2 separate regions of the Homo sapiens genome follow, and region 1 is linked to region 2. A link is an interaction called in ENCODE POLR2A ChIA-PET data of the cell type or tissue named here. Cell type or tissue: PC-9. All regions are shown on one strand. Each heading gives the region's core, and the rest is flanking DNA. Links, peaks and the distances in the headings are about the cores only.

Region 1 (8,000 bases), core at 1-8,000, 170 kb before region 2:
GTTTCAGCGCGCGTCCACATGCAGTCACAGCGTCTATTCATTCACTGACTCCTTACCGCGCCAGACTGGGCTCCACAAGGGCGGGTGCCCGTGTGAAGGGTTTGAGCTCTATCTGCAGCACGTGTTAAGGAAATAATGAATGAATGAATAACTGTGCCAGGAACTGTGCTAAGGATAAAAGGTGAACAAAATTAGACCCAGTCTCTCCCCTCTTACAGCCCGCAGTGCAGCAGGAGAGAAATGTTCATTTAAAAAAACAGGCCTTGGCCAAGCTCAGTGGCTCACGCCTGTAATCCCAGAACTTTGGGAGGCCAAGGTGGGTGGATCCCTTGAGCCCAGGAGCTCGAGACCAACATGAAAAAACCCTGTCTCTACAGAAAATACAACAATTAGCCTGGTGTGGTGGTGTGAGCCTATAGTTAGAGCTACTTGGGAGGCTGAGGTGGATGGATTGCTTGAGCCCAGGACGTCAAGGATGCAGTGAGCCATGATCATGCCACTGCACTCCAGCCTGGGTGACAGAGTGAGAAGTTGTTTCAAACTAATTAATTATAAAAAAACAAACCAAAAACGCAGAGCCAAATACAAAATCACCCCTGTGCGGCTCCGTGGGTGGGCGTGTGGGGCAGGGAGAGTTGGGGGGCGTCATGAGCCTCTAGGAGCTGAGGCTGGAATGTGGAGCAGGAGTTTCTGTGGAAGCTCAATATAACGTGATCCTGAATATGGGGCAACCCTCCCCCATTTTCCCAATTAGTGGTTGAGAATGAAAGGTGAGCCAGGCATGGGAGGCTGAGGCAGGAGAATCGCTTGAACCCAGGAGGCGGAGGTTGCAGTGAGCCGAGATCGTGCCACTACACTCCAGCCTGGGGACAGAGCAAGACTCCGTCTCAAAAAAAAGAAAAGAAAAGAAAAGAAAATGGGCCAGGCGCGGTGGCTCACGCCTGTAATCCCAGCACTTTGGGAGGCCAAGGTGGACAGATCTCGAGGTCAGCAGATCGAGACCATCCTGGCTAACATGGTGAAACCCGGTCTCTACTAAAAATACAAAAAATTAGCCGGGCGTGATAGTGGGCGCCTGTAGTCCCAGCTACTGGGGAGGCTGAGGCAGGAGAATGGCGTGAGCCTGGGCGACAGAGCGAGACTCCATCTCAAAAAAAAAAAAAAAAAAAGAAAATGAAAGGTGAAAAACAATGGTAAAATCATCAAATGTTATTGTAATAGTTCGTTGATCACTGTCATATTAATGCAATACATGTCTTCATGTACTATATATTGATATATAACAAGTCACATTAATATATGATATATAATGTTCATTTATTAATACTTATACGTATGTAAAGTCTTGTACTAGATAATTAAGAGAGTGTTAATTTCTAAACGATTGTTTCTCCCAGTTCACATTTCATAATGTTTTGTTAAAACTTGTCACGAGTGTCTTTGAGGTCCCAAGATCACTTTTGGAATCCCCCAGCATGGATTTCCAGGGCTCAGCAATATCACTTAGGTCTATGTTATGTGACATGTACCATTTTCTGAGTCCGAGGTGGGTGCTGAGCCTGGAATTGTTACCCCAAACCCAAGTTCTCATTTACATAATATAGGCAAGTTCCCCCATGCACTTGCTATTTTATGTTCATTAGCTCAGTAAAATAACGTCCAACTAAATTACTTTTTAGTTTTATTTTTATATTTTAAAAAATAGAGATGGGGTCTCCCTATGTTGCCCAGGCTGGTCTCAACCTCCTGGGCTCAAGCAATCCTCCCACCGTTGCCTCTCAAAGTGCTGGGATTACAGGTGTGAGCTACTGCACCTGTCCTTGAGTTACTGTGTGTGTTTGTGTATGTGTGTTTTAACTGACTCCTACTATCATTCCCAACTGAGTTACTTTTTGAAAGTGATTTTTTTTTTTTTTTGAGACAGAGTCTCGCTGTTGCCCAGGTTGGAGTGCAGTGGCGTGATCTTGGCCCACTGCAAGCTCCGCCTCGCGGGTTGACGCCATTCTACTGCCTCAGCCTTCCAAGTAGCTGGGACTACAGGCACCCGCCACCATGCTTGGCTAATTTTTTTTTCTTTTTTTTTGTATTTTTAGTAGAGACGGGGTTTCACCATGTTAGCCAGGATGGTTGATCTCCTGATCTTGTGAGCCACCCACCTCAGCCTCCCAAAGTGCTGGGATTACAGGCACAAGCCACCGCACCTGGCCTGAAAGTGATCTTTGAAAGACTTGGTTAAAAGCACATGTAGGCCGGGCGCGGTGGCTCATCTCTGTAATCCCAGAACTTTGGGAGGCTGAGGCGGGCAGATCACGAGGTCAGGAGATCGAGACCACAGTGTAAACCCTGTCTCTACTAAAAATACAAAAAATGAGTCGAGCGTGGTGGCGGGTGCCTGTAGTCCCAGCTACTCGGGAGGCTGAGGCAGGAGAATGGCATGAACCCGGGAGGTGGAGGTTGCAGTGAGCCGAGATCGTGCCACTGCACTCCAGCCTGGGTGACAGAGCAAGACTCGTCTCAAAATAATAATAATAATAATAATAATAATGAAATAAATAAATACAAGCGCATGTGATTCTGGGACTATTCTCCCAGGAATGGTTGCTAAATCTGTACTAAAGCTCCTCATCTCTATTTCTTTTTTTTTCTTTTTTCTTTTTTTTTTTTGAGACAGAGCCTTGCTCTGTCGCCCAGGCTGGAGTGCAGTGGCGTGATCTCAGCTCACTGCTGCAAACTCCGCCTCTCGGGTTCACGCCATTCTCCTGCCTCAGCCTCCCGAGTAGCTGGGACCGCAGGTGCCCGCCACCATGCCCGGCTAATTTTTTGTATTTTTTAGTAAAGACGGGGTTTCACCATGTTAGCCAGGATGGTCTCGATCTCCTGACCTCGTGATCCACCTGCTTCGGCCTCCCAAAGTGCTGGGATTACAGGCGTGAGCCACCGCGTCCGGCCTAAGAGTGATCTTTGAAAGACCTGTTTAAAAGCACATGTGATTGTGGGACCATTCTCCCAGGAATGATTGCTAAATCTGTACTAAAGTGCCCCATCCCCATTTCTTTTTTTTTTTTTGTTTAAGTACTTACTTATTTTAGAAATGGGGTCTCACTCTCTCACGCAGGCTGGAGTGCAGTGACACCATCATAGCTTACTGCAGCCTCAAGCTCCCAGTCTCAATCAGTCCTTCCACCCAGCTAATGTTACTTTTTTCTTTTCTTTTTTTTTTTTTTTGAGACGGAGTTTGGTTCTTGTTGCCCAGGCTGGAGTGCAATGGTGCGGTCTCGGCTCACTGCAACCTCCACCTCCCAGGTTCAAATGATTCTCCTGCTTCAGCTTCCTGAGTAGCTGGGATTACAGGCATGAGTCACCATGCCCAGCTAATTTTTTTGTATTTTTAGTAGAGACAGGGTTTCACTATGTTGGCCAGGCTGGTCTTGAACTCCTGACCTCAGGTGATCCACCTGCCTTGGCCTCAAAGCGCTGCGGTTACAGGCATGAGCCACTGCGCCTAGCCCCACCCAGCTAATTTTTAATTTTTTTTTTTTTTTTTGAGATGGAGTCTCGCACTGTCACCCAGGCTGTAGTGCAATGGTGCCATCGTGGCTCACTGCAACCTCCGCCTCCTGGGTTCAAGTGATTCTCCTGCCTCAGCCTCCTGAGTAGCTGAGATTACAGGCACCTGCCACCACGCCCAGCTAATTTTTTGTATTTTTAGTAGAGTTGGGATTTCACTATGTTGGCCAGGCTGGTCTCGAACTCCTGACCTTGTGATCTGCCTGTCTCGGCCTCCCAAAGTGCTGAGATTACATGCGTGAGCCACCGCGCCCAGCCCAATTTTTAAATTTTTTGTAGAGATGGGATCTCACTAGGTTGCCCAGGCTGATCTCGAACTCCTATCCTCAAACGATCCGACCACCTCGGCCTCCCAAAGCGCTTGTTTTGGGGAACAAAGCCAAACCTACCCTTATAGTCAGTGTAGGCAGTACTCGTGCTCACCGGGAGAGGGCGCCATCCAGAAGGACAGCCTGTGCAGAGGCGTGAAGGGAGCTCATGGCTCCTCTCCTAGGCCACGGACCACACCTTCCTCCAGAAGAGCCACTATCACCATGGTGACCACCCCAGCTATGCCAAGCCCCGGCTGCCCCTGCCCGTGTTCACCGTGCGACATTATGCAGGGACTGTCACCTACCAGGTACCTGGCCTCAGGGACAGACCAGGGTGAATCAGCGAGGGCAGTGTCCCCTCCCAAGCTGAGTCACCCGACAGCGGAGAGGAGTGGGTGTGGGGAGGCCCCTTGCAAGGCTTGGACACCTGTCCCTACCTGAGCCATGGGCCCTGCCCAGTTCTGAGCACGGTTTACTGAGTTCTAGGTGACAATTATGGGGTCAGGGAGTGGAAGCCTTGGGACCCTCCAGACAAGTGGGCAGAGCACAAGCATGGGACCTGATGACCTTGGCAGTTTACTTCGCCTTCTGAGCCTCCGTTTCCTCACCTGTAAAATGGGTATGGAGACCTAAGCTCTGGCGTTGCTGTGAGGGTGAGATGTAGTAACGTGGAGATGGCCTGGCAGGTGCCTGGCACATAGTAGGTGCTCACTGAATGGACTTCCCTTCCCCCTTCCGAGTTCTATGCCTACCAAGAAGCTGCACGCGTGCCTACCCCAGGAGGAGAGGAACTGGGGGTGGGGGAGCGGGGGCTGGAATAAAGGGAAGGGCAGTAGGGAGAATCAGTTCTCCCTGGAGGAGATGGCACACTTTGCTTGGAGAAGAAAAACTACAAACTACCCAGGAGTTGCCCCCAAAAAAGAAATACAAGGAGTTCAAGAAAGCTAGGAAAATGTAAATCAAAATAGATTTAATATGGAGAGACAGACAACATTCTTGTCTAGTCAACCTATTGACTAGCATAGGTTAAAGCCCCAGTGGGGAGAGTGTGGTCTTGCTGGGGACTGGACCTGTCCATGGGGTGGAATGGAAAGTCCAGTGGCAGACCCAAGGCTAGGTAAAGGGCTGGAAACACCAAGGCAGCCTTTCAGGTCACCTGGGGAGAGGGTAGATTCTTCTCCTCCATATCCAGCCTCCCCTCCTTGGTTCCTGTTCTCCTCCCTTTCTCCACTTCCCTCCCCACCTGCATGGTCTCTTGCAGGTTCACAAGTTTTTAAACAGAAACCGGGATCAGCTGGACCCTGCTGTGGTGGAGATGCTTGGCCAGAGCCAGCTCCAGGTGCCCATCTGCCCTTCCAGGCCCCCACCCGCTCCATACTCTGTCCCCCAATTCTGTCCTTTTCCCCCTGGGCGCTCTTGCCCAAGGGTTGGCCCTCAAGTCCCTGGCACCTTGGGCCATGGGCTGAGCTTGCCAGGGTCTGGATGCCGAGGGCTGGTCCATTCTGGCTCTCCCGGGCTGCAGGGTGGATGGGCACGCCCCAGCGGCCAGCTGACTCAGCCCTTCACCCCCACAGCTGGTGGGCAGCCTGTTCCAGGAGGCAGAGCCCCAGTCCAGGGGAGGGCGAGGCAGACCCACGCTGGCCTCTCGCTTCCAGCAGGCCCTGGAGGACCTCATAGCCCGGCTGGGCAGGTAAGAACAGCGCCCGCCACACCAGACCCCAGGGAGTTGTATGGGGCTCCAGTCTGTGCCCGAGTGACCCCTCTTTCCCTCATCAGGAGCCATGTCTATTTCATCCAGTGCCTCACCCCTAACCCTGGAAAGGTGAGCTCCCCAGCAACTGGCCTCAGGGCCCTCCCCCTCCCTGCACCTCCCTCCCCACAGCTCTAGGCCCCTTGACTCCAGCTGTCTTTGGCTCTGTCTTGTGGCCACAGCTTCCAGGCCTCTTTGACGTGGGACATGTGACAGAGCAACTGCACCAGGCAGCCATACTGGAGGCCGTGGGCACCCGCAGTGCCAACTTCCCCGTGCGTGTGCCCTTTGAGGCCTTCCTGGCCAGGTGGGGCCCAGCACCTCGGGGCAGGACTGACAAGGAGGCCACCGGGAGTGACTGGCAGCCCCGGGGGTCCTTCTGATTGGAGATGGACTCACTCTGCCCAGGACTGGGCCTAGCACCCAACCCTCCCTCTCTCTCCTCGTCCTCTCATCCTCTCTCTCTCTCTCTTTCTCTCTCCATCTCACTCTCTTCTACCATTCACCATCCCTCCACGCATTCGTCATTTCTTCTCCTCTCTGCAAACCTCTCCTGTGCTGATGCCTGGGCACCAGAGATGAGGTGGGAGCAGTACCTGCCCTAGGCGGGGCTCACGGTCTAGTGCCCACAGCAGCTGTCCAGGGAGTGCAGGCTGAAGCAGTGAGATGGCAGGGGGGACGGAGTGAGAAAAGAGCCTCTCAGAAGGGCAGGAGGGGCGGGGAGGGGCGGGGTGGCACATGGAGCTGCCAGGAACCCCAGAGGCAGCTCTGTTCCCAGAGTTCAGAAACCTCCAAGAAAAGCTGGTGGCATTGTCCGTTTTGTTGTTTGCCTATCTGGCCTTTGGCTATTGACTGGATGGCATCTTGGGAATCCTCTGAAGGGCTGGAGTTTACCCCAAGCACAGGGACAGAGGGAGCAGGTGGAGTCACTTCTCGTTGATGTCCAGCTGAGCTGGGCTGGTGGCTGCCTCAGAAGGGAGGGGGCAGCTACTAGGAGCAGCAGCCTCACCCCAGGGCTCTGTGGACCTCCTTAGCCTGTGATGGCCTTGGCAATGGGGATGGCCTGGTTGGGGGACTGAGCAAAAGGCAGGCAGTAGGGATGGGTGTTCCCAGCCTTGAGTCAGATCCTGAGAAGCTCCAGGGCGGGGCACGTTCTGTCTCTGCCATCTGGAAACCTACCAGCTACAGCAATTGTCACCTCCAACAAGAACCCCTGAGCCCGGAAGCTGGGTGAGAGGAACCTCCAGGTACAACTCTCCACCCAGCACAGACCAGGTCTGCTGATCTGTGCCATTCCCTGATGCACTGTGGCATCCCGTGACCACAGACTGTCACCCACATCCCCAGAACCTGCACGGTGCTTGCTTGGTACAGACTAACTACTGAGTGTCCATTAAGCCAAACTGGTACCACCATCTGGACCTGTGAAATGTCCTTCAACACTCCCCCACCCACCCCTTCCTGCCACGCCCCTCCCTCCCTTCCACGTCCCTCCCTCCCACGCCCCTCCCTCCCTTCCATGCCCCTCCCTTCCACACCCCTCCCTCCCTCCCTCCCACAAACTTGTCTTGAGACCTACTGTGTTGGGTGGCGAGGAGACGAAGGCCTTGGGAACCACATTCCTGTTGCTCCCGTGGCCCAGAACCAGCCCTCATGCCTCCTGCGCACACCATGTTCACCTGTTCTCCCCCTGAGCTCCAGCGCAGAGACCCTCCCTGCCCAAGTTCACTGCAGTGTCTCAGCCCCCAGCTGAGCGCCTGGCATAGAGCAGGCACTTTCCAAATTTTTTAATGATCTAGAAATGAAATAAATACTGAGGGGCTCAGGGTGTCGTACAGCAAGTGTGAAAGGGCTTGGGTGCAGTGGCTCACGCCTGTAATCCCAGCACTTTGGGAGGCCAAGGCAGGCAGATCACCTGAGGTCAGGAGATTGAGACCAGCTGACCAATATAGAGAAACCCCGTCTCTACTAAAAATACAAAATCAGCTGGGCGTGGTGTTGCATGCCAGTAATCCCAGCTACTCGGGAGGCTGAGGCAAGAGGATCACTTGAACCTGGGAGGTGGAGATTGTGGTGAGCTGAGATTGCACCATTGCACTCCAGCCTGGACAATGAGAATGAAACTCTGTCTCAAAAAAAAAAACCAAAAAGGCCGGGCGCAGTGGCTCACGCCTGTAATCCCAGCACTTTGGGAGGCCGAGGCGGGCAGATCACGAGGTCAGGAGATCGAGACCATCCTGGCTAACACGGTGAAACCCTGTCTCTACTAAAAATACAAAAAATTAGCCGGGTGCGGTGGCGGGCACCTGTAGTCCCAGCTACTAGGGAGGCTGAGGCAGGGGAATGGCCTGAACCCGGGAGGCGGAGCTTGC
Region 2 (11,237 bases), core at 3,131-11,130:
TGACACTCACTGTAAGTAGAGATAAAGACAGACAAGTTTGGGCCGGGCGCAGTGGCTCACGCCTGTAATCCCAGCACTTTGGGAGGCCGAGGTGTGCAGATCACCTGAGGTCGGGAGTTGGAGACCAGCCTGACCAACATGGAGAAACCCCATCTCTACTAAAAAATACAAAATTAGCTGGGCATGGTGGCTCATGCCTGTAATCCCAGCTACTCGGGAGGCTGAGGCAGGAGAATCACTTGAACCTGGGAGGCGGAGGTTTCGGTGAGCTGAGATCACACCATTGCACTCCAGCCTGGGCAACAAGAGCAAAACTCTGTCTCAAAAAAAAAAAAGACAAGTTTGGTGGTGACCAGAGAGTCAATTTTACAAGCTCCTTTTCTAGGTAATACGCAACAGCTCCTAGCAATGGAGAATTGGACTAGGGTGGCGGTGGCCAGCAGTGGGCCCAGCCCCTCCCTTAAGGACCTGCCACAGCTGTCCAGGTAGGTTGTGCTGTTGGCCCCAGCAGGCACTACTTCAGCCCAGAAGCCCTTGTCTCAGAGGCGTGGCCTTGTTCCCAGTCAGGCACTCTTCTCTTGCTATCCTGCATCCTAAACCTGCTGGCCGGCCCCAACTGCTGCCTTGATACCTGTCCACAGCTGCCCACCCTACATGGAACCTTGAAACTGAAAGACTGAAATGTAAGCAGCTTGCTTGGGGTTAGGGTGGGAGTAGTGTGGGGAGTTATGGCCAGGGATTTAGCTTGGGGCCTGCTCAGGGGTGTGCCCAAAGAGTGGGGAACTGCATTCCAAGGGCAATTCTGAAAACTCTTAGAAGAAAACATAGGGGTACAGTTTTGTGACATTGGTTAGGAAATGTTTATTTGGTTTCTGTTTTTGAGACGGAGTTTCGCTCTCGTTGTCCAAGCTGGAGTGCAATGGCGTGATCTCAGCTTACTGCAACCTCTGCCTCCCGGGTTCAAGCGATTCTCCTGCCTCAGCCTCCGGAGTAGCTGGGATTACAGGCACGTGCCACCATGCCCGGCTAATTTTTTGTATTTTTAGTGGAGACTGGGGTTTCACCAGGTTAGCCAGGCTGGTCTCAAACTCCTGACCTCAGGTGATCCACCCACCTTGGCCTCCCAAAGTGCTGGGATTACAGGCGTTAGCCACCACACCTAGTCATGTTTTTTTATTTTTATTTATTTACGTATTTATTTATTTTAGACAGATCTTGCTCTGTTACCCAGGCTGGAGTGCAGTGGCGCGATCTTGGCTCACTGCAACCTCCGCCTCCCAGGTTCAAGCGATTCTCCTGCCTCAGCCTCCCCAGTAACTGGGATTACAGGCACCCTCCACCATGCCTGGATAATTTTTGTAAAAGCAGGGTTTCACCATGTTGGCCAGGCTGCTCTTGAACTCCTGACCTCAAGTGATTTGCCTGCCTCAGCCTCCCAAAGTGCTGGGATACAGGTGTGAGCCAATGCGGCCAGGCAATGGTTTTTTAGATATGACATCAAAAGCACAAGTGACAACAGAAAAATAAACTGTACTTCATCAAAGTGAAATATTTTTCTGCAACAAAGAACTGTCACGCGTGTCCGTGTGAACAGACCACCAAACAGGCTTTGTGTGAGCAACAAGGCTGTTTATTTCACCTGGGTGCAGGCGGGCTGAGTCTGAAAAGAGTAAGCAAAGGGTGGTGGGATTATCATTAGTTCTTATAGGTTTTGGGATAGGTGGTGGAGTTAGGAGCAATGTTTTGCGGGCAGGGATGGATCTCACAAAGTACATTCTCAAGGGTGGGGAGAATTACAAAGAACCTTCTTAAGGGTGGGGGAGATTACAAAGTACATTGATCAGTTAGGTTGGGGCAGGAACAAATCACAGTGGTGGAATGTCATCAGTTAAGGCTATTTTCACTTCTTTTGTGGATATTCAGTTGCTTCAGGCCATCTGGATGTATACGTGCAGGTCACGGGGGCTATGATGGCTTAGCTTGGGCTCAGAGGCCTGACAAGAACATTGTCAAGAAAGTGAAAAGACAACTCACAGAATGGAAGAAAGTACTTGCAAATCATGTATATCTCAGGGGCTTGGAGTTTGAGACCAACTTGGGCAACGTGGGAAGACCTCACTGCTACAAAAAAAAAAAAAAAAATTAGCCAGGTTGGGTGGCACACACCTGTGGTCCCAGCTACTCAGAAGGTGAGAGACCCTGTGTCAAAGAAGAAAAAAAAAAAGCAAAAGATTTCAAGAGACATTTTTCCAAATAATATAAATACAAATGGCCAATAAGCACATGAAAAGATGCTCAAATGTCAGATGTGGTGGTTCATGCCTGTGATCCCAGACTTTGGGAGACCGAGGTAGGCGGATCACTTGAGAGCAGGAGTTCAAGACCAGACCAGCCTGGCCAACATGGTGAAACCCCATCTCTACTGAAAACACAAAAATTAGCCAGGCATGGTGGCGCACATGTGTAATGCCAGCTTACTCGGGAGGCTGAGACACAAGAATCACTTGAACCCGGGGGGTGGAGTTTGCAGTGAACCGAGATCTCGTCACTGCACTCCAGCCTAGGTGACATAGTGAGACTTGGTCTCGGGAAAAAAAAACAAGTGATGTATCTATACAATAGAAATATTAATCCATAAAAAGAAATGAAGTACTGATACGTGTAACAACATGGATGGAGCCTTCAAGAAAAAAATTAGCTGGGCGTGGTGGCGGGCACCTGTAGTCCCAGCTACTCGGGAGGCTGAGGCAGGAGAATGGCGTGAACCTGGGAGGCGGAGCTTGCAGTGAGCAGAGATCGTGCCACTGCACTCCAGCCCAGGTGACAGCGCAAAACTCCGTCTCAAAAAAAAAAAAAAAAGAATGAACTTTGAAAATATTATGGTGAGTGAAGGAAGCCAGTCACACAAGACCACCTGTTGTATATCCAGAATCGGCAAATCTCTACAGATGGAAAGTTAATTAGCGGTTGCTTAGGCCTGAGGGAATAGCAGGGTCAGAGCCAAAGGATGGCAGGTTTCTCTGTGGTAAGGAAAATGTTCTAAAATGGACTGTGGTGATGGTTGCACATGCCTGTGAATATCCTAAACTGTTGAATTTTATGTTTTAAATGGGTGAATTATATGGTATGTATTATATCTCAATAAAGCTGTTAAGAAAAGAATGGGGCCCAGGTGTGGTGGCTCACGCCTGTAATCCCAACACTGGGAGGCTGAGGTGGGCAAATCGCTTGAGACCAGGAGTTCAAGACCAGCCTGGGCAACAAAGGGAGACCTCATCTCTCCAAAAAAATCAAAAATTAGCCGGGCACGGTGGCTCATGCATGTAATCCCAGCACTTTGGGAGGCCGAGGCGGGTGGATCACTTGAGGTCAGGAGTTCAAGACCAGCCCGGCCAACATAGTGAAACCCCATCTTTACTAAAAAATAGAAAAATTAGCCCGGTGTGGTGGTACAAGCCTGTAATCCCAGCTACTCAGGAGACTGAGGCAGGAGAATCGCTTGAACCCAGGGGGCGGAGGTTGCGGTGAGCCGAGATCACACCACTGCATTCCAGCCTGGACAACAGACTGAGACTCCGTCTCAAAAAAAAAAAAAAAATCAAAAATTAGTCAGGCTTGGTGGTGTGTGCCTGTGGTCCCGACTACTTGGGAGGCTGAGGCAGGAGGATCACCTGAGCCCAGAGGTTGAAGGTGCAGTGAGCCGAGATCACGCCACTGCACTCCAGCCCAAGCAATTCCAGATGTCATCGGATGACCTGCTCCTTTTGAGCACACTTCAGTAAAGCATTTTTTGGCACAGCCAACACCAAACAAATCATACCATGAGTGGCCCTTGGGCTGGTTGAAATGGAATGAAACTCACAAACCATACCTCCCTACAAGGGCCCATTCTATCAGGGCAGAGGTGAGCGAAGCAGCCCCTTCTCTGCATGCCTTTTACTCACCTCACCTCTGACACCCAACAGTGCTGAGCCCTCATCTCCACTCTTCCTATTATATGATCTCAGGTAAATGAAGTGACCTTTCTGGGCCTCAGTTTCTTATGTGTAAAATGGGGCTAGAGATTGCTCCCAGACATGCTGTTGTAAAAGGAACTGAATGAGATCATCTTCATAAAGTGCCCAGCCCAGCAGCTGGCACTTGGTACGCACAGAATAAATGTTTGCTATTCTTATCAGTTGTCCATTAATTCAACAGGCATTATGGTACTCTCCTATATGCAATTGGCCAGAAAGATAAATGCCTCAGGCTCTCACGGTCTGATTGGGAGGCAGACAGTCACAAATCTGACCCCCTCTGTCTGCGATAAATGTTGAGTAGAGCTTTCTGAATAGGAGAAGAGAGAGCAGGGATTCTGACCAGTTAGAAGTCCACACCCTTATCTTTATTTCCATTGATTCATTTTAATTGACAACGTGACTTTTTTTTTTTTTTTTGAGATGGAGTCTCGCTCTGTCGCCAGGCTGGAGTGTAGTGGCACAATCTCAGCTCACTGCAACCTCTGCCTACCAGGTTCAAGCAATTCTCCTGCTTCAGCCTCCCAAGTAGCTGGGATTACAGGCACGTGCCACTATGCCCAGCTAATTTTTTGAATTTTTAGTAGGGACAGGGTTTCACCGTGTTGGCCAGGCTGGTCTCACACTCCTGACCTCAGGTGATCCGTCTGCCTTGGCCTCCCAAAGTGCTAGGATTATAGGCGTGAGCCACCTCAGCTGGCCAACATGACCATTTGACCCATCTTCATCCTTTGTGTTGTTTTAGTTTTTCTTTTTTTTTCTTTTTTTTTTTTTTTTTGCGAGACAGAGTCTCTCTCAGTCACCCAGGCTGGAGTGCAATGGCGTGATCTCAGCTCACTGCAACCTCCACCTTCTGGGCTTAAGCGAATCTCCTGCCTCAGCCTCCCAAGTAGCTAGGACTACAGGTATGAGCCACCACGCCTGGCTAATTTTTTTTGTATTTTTAGTAGAGATGGGTTTTGCTCTGTTGGCCAGGCAGGTCTCAAACTCCTGACATCAAGTGATCCGCCCACCTCGGCCTCCCAAAGTGCTGGGCTTACAGGCGTGAGTACCACACCCAGCCTGTTTTAGTTTTTCTTGGAGAACCTCGATTTAGGCTGGGCAAGGTGGCTCATGCCTGTAATCCCAGCACTTTCAGAGGCTGAGATGGGCGGATCACCTGAGGTCAGGAATTTGAGACCAGCCTGGTTAACATGGTGAAACCCCATCTCTACTAAAAGTACAAAATTAGCCTGGTGTGGTGGCGCATGCCTGTAATCCCAGCTACTCTGGAGGCTGAGGCAGGAGAATCGCTTGAACCCCAGAGGCAGAGGTTGCAGTGAGCTGAGATTGTGCCGCTGCACTCCAACCTGGGCAACAGGGAGACTCCACCTCAAAATAAATAAATAAATAAAAATACAAAATTAGTCTGGGCGCAGTGGCTCACACTTGTAATGCCAGCACTTTGGGAGGCCAAGGCAGGTGGATCACCTGAGGTCAGGAGTTCGAGACCAGCCTGACCAACATGGTGAAACTCCATCTCTACTAAAAATACAAAAAATAGGCCAGGCATGGTGGCGTGCGCCTGTAATCTCAGCTACTCAGGAGAACGAGGCAGAACAATCACTTGAATCTGGGAGGCAGAGGTTGCAGTGAGCCGAGATGGCACCACTGCACTCCAGCCTGGGCTGCAGAGTGAAACTTCGTCTCAAAAAAGAAAAAAAAGTTGGCATAAGGCGAAGCATGTCCGTTTGTTCAAGATGGACTCTGAAACATTGATTTTATTTGGGAAATGTGTTTACTGTCTTTTTTGAATCCCATCTAGTGTGTTACTGAAATTTGTTCAGAGTGAAGTCTCCTTTGACCTTTGACCCTCCCCCCATTTCCTGGCCAGATGTCTCAGGATTAGCGGGGAGGTGGCATGGTAATGGAAACACTTCACCCTGAGCTTTGTCCTCTGCTATGCTGGCTGAGAAACTTGCTTGTATCTTGCTGATTATCACGTAGGGCTGAGGCGTCTGGAGAGAATTCTGGGTTATATCCACCACTGGGACATACTAGCCAGTGGTGGGAATACCATGCGTGCCAGCCAGGTGTCTGGTGACCTAGACAGGCTTAGAGGTGGGTTTTTTTGTTTTTTGTTTTTTTTTCAGTCAGGGTCTTGCTGTGTCACCCAGGCTGGCGTGCAGTGTCACCATCACAGCCCACTGAAGCCTTCAACTCCTGAGCTGAAGCAATCCTCCCATCTCAGCCTCCCAAGTTGCTGAGATTACATGGGAAAGCCACTGCACCTGGCTCTAACAATGTTTGTCTAGGCCGCGGAAAGATGTGACCTACCACTGAGGACAGGCACTCCAAAATGCCTCTTCTCCACGGGAGTCCGTGTCTGTCTTCTACACAAAAACCAAATCCTTGGGCCCTCCTTGCTCAACTTGGCCTTTGTTTATGTTTCACGGGACGATACACTTGACGCAGCCCTGGCTTCTATGTTGCAGTCACAGCCTGATTCCCTGATGGACTTAGGTCCGTGGCTCCCGGTGTTTTCAGAGACTGACATCTTGCTCCCAGCAGATGGCTCACTACCTTACCCATTCTGGGAGATTCCTTTTATTGTTTCTTCTAGAGGGTTAACCTATTTCCTGATCTGGGCTCCCTTTGCCCTTCTATAATATTCATGATAACAGTGTCTGGAATATTGATAATAATATTGAGCCCATGGTCAGCCCAGACCTCAGGGCTGATATCTCACCAAGATGCACCTGCGGGGCAGCACAGCTTGTTTACTACCAGCGTCTTTTTTTTTTTTTTTTTTTTTGAAATGGAGTCTCACTCTGTTGCCCAGGCTGGAGTGCAGTGGCGTGATCTCGGCTCACTTCAACCTCCGCCTCCCGGGTTCAAGCGATTCTCCTCTCTCAGCCTCCCGAGTAGCTGGGATAACAGGCATGCACCACCACACCTGGCTAATTTTTGTGTTTTTAGTAGAGATGGGGTTTTGCCATGCTGGCCAGCCTGGTCTCAAACTCCTGGCCTCAAGTGATCCACCCGCCTCAGCCTCCCAAAATGTTGGGATTACAGGCATGCGCCACCTCTCCTGGCCCCTGAGCCCATTTTCTCAGCCACTACTGTTTCCTGGACTGCTGCAGCCTCTGCTCTACTGGCCTCTGCTTACGAAAGTGTCAAGAGTTAAAGCTCAGCCTCTTGGTGATGGACAGGAGGGGCAGCTGCTCTCTCAGACTCAGTTCCTATGTGAAACACTCTCGGTTTGGAAGCCAGGCCAGTAACCAAAGCTTTTGGGAACCAGACTGATTCTTTGCCACCCATGCTGGGAGCAGATCCAGCCAGCTGTGCTTGGGGGCTGCTGGGGCCATTTGGTTTGGTCAGCAGTCACTCCTGGAACTTCTGCTATGTGTCAGGTGTGATTCCAGGGGCAGACACACTCATTCCCTGCCTTCGGAGCGCCAGGAGCTTCTCGTCTCCCTGCGGTCTCAGATGCCCCTGCTCAGATAACCCAGCTGCAAGTCTTGTCTTTATTTGCTGCCCCTACTCTGTCCCTGAAGTTCCTGCCCTCTAGGTTGACAACCACCCTGCTGCTGGCCAAGGAGCATGTCCAGACCTACAAGATGCAGCTGACAGCTCAGGGCCGAGGCTGTCTCATCTTGCGCCTCACACTGGCTGGAAAGCTGCTGGCACTGCAGCTGCCCAGGCCTCAGACCGCTGGTGGTGGGCAGATGGATTGAGACTAGCTGCAGGTGCGGAGCTGGGGAGGGAGAGCCCTGTGAGGGCCGTGATGCCTGGGCTGTGGACCCAAGCCCCTCCTGACCCCTCTGCTTGGCCCCCTGGCTCAGTGCCTGGCAGAGAGGAGCTTATGGGGAAAAATGTGGCCAACGTAGGAGGTGGTACGTGAATAGGGATTTAACGGAGCCCAGGTTCCACCTCCATGAGGACAGGCACAATCCCTCACACACCCCTCAGCAAAGGCCACCTGCCCTAAGCCTGCAGCCCATCTCCCTCTCCTTCCCTGGAGCCCTCTTGTCCCTGGTACTGGTGACGTCTGAGATGAACTTCTCCCTTTCTGCCCACCCTCCATCCCACTGTGTGTATCCCCAGAACTGCAGCTTCCTGATGAGAGCTCGCAGCTGCCAGCGAGAAGGCCCCAGACCCTGGCTGCCTCACCACGTCCCTCTCTCTGCACCCTTTTCCAGATCACGCATGGCCTTACCGCCCCTCCAGGAGCTACAGCCCCACTGAAGCCCCCACTTCTTGCTTTTCCAGTGGGGGGTGACTGTAGGGCCTCTTAGCTTTCTCCATGGGGGACGGGTCATGAGGTAGGAGGTGGGCTGGGCTCGAGTGGAGAGACCTCTGCTCGGGAGACGGCTAAGAAGCGCTGCTCCCAGGTGTGCTTGACCTGCAAGATTGGCCCCTGCTGGCCACCGGGCATAGTGCTCAGGTGAAGACACCAGAACATGGTGGGGCGCATCCCAGAGAAATCCTGTGACTCTGCTTGGAGGGAGACAGTGTCTGGTGGGATCACTGATAGCCAGGGATTGCTGGGCCGTCAGCAGGACCACAGGGAGTAGGAGTCCCCAAGGGGAGGATAATATTCTCCAGCCCCTTCTCACACCACAGCCCCTCGCAATAGAGGCCTTGTGCAAACTCCTCTGTGCGTAAACACAGGGCTGTCTCAGCTGCACCCACCTCGGCCTGCAGCCTCCCTCATTCCCCAGACCTGCTGACAAAGGGATCAGGGAGGGAAAAGGCCAGCCACCCGGCCCAAGAAGAGGGCATCCTTAGTCTTCTGAGGGTACTGTAGAATTTGGGTTGGCAACCCAACAGGGGCCTACCCCTTCTCCCCTTCTTCTAGCCTTACCTTGGAGGAGGATGCTGGAAGGCCAGCTTTCATGCAGCAGTTGCTGGTCAGAAGCAGGCCCAGCTTGATAAGAGTGGTCCAGGCTGGTGACATCCTTGTGATCAGGGCATCTCCCTGAGAAATGCCCACAGGGGCAGGCAGGAGCACCATAGGGGTGAGGGAAGGAAGAGGCTGTGAGGGCCCGGGCAAGGTGCAGCCAGCTTAGCCTCAATGGGACTGATCAGTGCCTGGGGTGGGGCTGAGAGAGGTGGACTGCGATTCCTTTGGCAAGATGATTAAAATGCTCCTGCTCCAAGGGATGAGGAGAGAATGTCCAGGATAGGGGCTCAAAGAACTCGTGCCCAGTGGACCACAGCACCCCCTGTAAGACAACTGCAGAAGGGGTGAAAACTACCCACCTGGCACTTCTCTATGGCGGGCTAGACTGGCCATAGGCCTCAGTCTCTGAATCTGAACACAGGCTGGGGCCATCTTGCAGAAACCATAGGGCAAGCCCTTGTTTCCTGCTGATTGAATTGCAGACAGCTGACCGTGTTCCGCAGTGTTCCTCCCTCTACTGACCTACCTGAAGGTGATTCAGGAGAAAGGGATTGCTTTCCCAGGGCTGCAAGACCCCACCCTGACACCTGACACCAGACAGTGCTTGCAAGGAGCCAGGCAGGGGGAGCTGAGCAGCAGACACCACTGTTGGGGAATCATCCAGTGAATCGATGAGTTGGAAACTGTTAATTTCCAGTCCAGGCAGTCAGCTCAGGGCCTCTTCTCCTTCCCTTTGGCTGATGGTCCCTAGGCCAGGACCAGTGGACCAGGTGCTAAAAGTATCCAAGGTCCTGACAGGACTCTGGCTCCCAGAAATTCTGAAACCCAAGCCACTCCACTTGTCCTGAAGCCCTTAGCCTGTGTCCTCAAGAAGGTGGCTGGAAGACCACTTGTTCATGATGAAGTTGCAGGTCAGGAGCTGGGTCCACTCTTAGTGAGGGAACACCCGTTGCCCTTCATTTCTCCCGTCTTCCTCTTCACCCTTCCTTTTCCTTATTCTGCAGTTACACTGTGGACCCCTGGTTCTGGGTAAAACAACCCTGCTTCATCTCAAAACTGACTGCTATGTGGATCAGATGATTGAAGTTTAAGGGACAAATTATGTCCCGTTTTCAGATTGAAGGTGGTATAATTAGAATATTGGTGGGTAAGCAATTTGACCTTATTTTCCTGAGACATGTCCCTATACAAATAAGTCACTGGGTCCCCACCTCACATCACCATGGTATGGGTAGGTAGAACGACCGCATAATTTGCCAAATTGGGACAGAGAACAGTAAACACAGGCACTATTAAATACACTTCAAGCCTGTAATCCTAGCACTTTGGGAGCTCGAGTTTGAGACCAACCTGGGCAACATATGGAGACCCCGTCTCTAAAAAGTAAATACACCAGCTGGGCGCAGTGGCTCACACCTGTAATCCCAGCACTTTGGGAGGCCGAGGTGGGCAGATGACGAGGTCAAGAGATGGAGACCATCCTGGCCAACATGGTGAAACCCCGTCTCTACTAAAAATACAAAAATTAGCTGGGCATGGTGGTGTTTGCCTGTAGTCCCAGCAACTCAGGAGGCTGAGGCAGGAGAATCACTGGAACCTGAGAGGCGGGGGTTGCAGTGAGCCAAGATCGCGCCACTGTACTCCAGCCTGGTGACAGAGCAAGACTCCGTCTCAAAATAAATAAATACACCACTTCAGCAGGCACAGACTGGCACTGTCCTGGGCCAACTGTCACTGAGGTCACCTCAATAGGGAGCTTCCTTATTATTGAATGCGCACGTCCCAGCCCCAGATGAATCAGAAGTCAGTGCTTTTTGGACATTGCCCCAAACTTTTTGAAAGACATTATCATTTGAATGAAAACCATTGAGAAATGAGAAAATCTTAACTTCAAAAATTTTATTTTAGTCTCATCCATCAAGGGCATAGGATACCTGCATCAGCTGCAACTTCTGCTTTTCTCCTTTGCCTCTGCTCCTTTACCCTTACCGAGGGATATCCCATACAGGAAGCCGCCTACAACCAAAAGCTATCTTCGCCTTCTGGGTTGAGTGCTCAAGCCAAGTGTGGAAATGCAAGTCACTGCTTCGGCAGATTGCAAGCTGCCCAATATAATCTAAGAGCCTTCTATGCCAGCCTGCAGACTGGAGAAGGTTCACTAGTGTCACCCACTTGGGTTGTCACAGGTAGTAAGCAGAAGCTAACTCATCACCGTAGCCAGGTTTGTGTACTTTGTTTCCAGACACGCTACAGCATAGCACGTTCCAACATCTGATCTTAATCTCATTCTGAAGCACAGTGAGGAATCAAGTGTGCTTGTTCCAGAGCTGATTATG

Evidence for each region. Peaks named below come from ENCODE experiments on the same cell type or tissue, not always from the same donor. Only the 100,000 strongest peaks of a DNase experiment are listed, where the experiment ranks them.
Region 1: POLR2A ChIA-PET joins it to region 2 with 21 read pairs; 11 of 35 experiments call an interaction of 5 or more read pairs at or near these places.

What each region holds. Positions count from the first base shown.
Region 1 is chr17:75,597,378-75,605,377 of GRCh38, forward strand. MYO15B (myosin XVB) reads left to right here. Exons shown (of 64, transcript NM_001395058.1): 15 at 4,061-4,186; 16 at 5,140-5,217; 17 at 5,453-5,568; 18 at 5,655-5,700; 19 at 5,811-5,935. Among named protein-coding and RNA genes, the nearest start is that of MYO15B, 14 kb to the left of the region's middle. In PC-9, for the core only: CTCF peaks have their summits at 3,981 (motif pointing right) and 4,187; a DNase peak (open chromatin) is centred at 4,144; H3K27ac peaks cover 1,213 bases.
Region 2 is chr17:75,765,649-75,776,885 of GRCh38, forward strand. H3-3B (H3.3 histone B) reads right to left here. Exons shown (of 4, transcript NM_005324.5): 4 at 10,786-11,237. Among named protein-coding and RNA genes, the nearest start is that of GALK1, 6.1 kb to the left of the region's middle. RefSeq lists enhancers at 8,142-8,642, 10,851-10,940 and silencers at 9,331-9,380, 9,481-9,540, 10,471-10,520. In PC-9, for the core only: no CTCF peak of the experiment used is centred there; a DNase peak (open chromatin) is centred at 9,493; H3K4me3 peaks cover 78 bases; H3K27ac peaks cover 927 bases.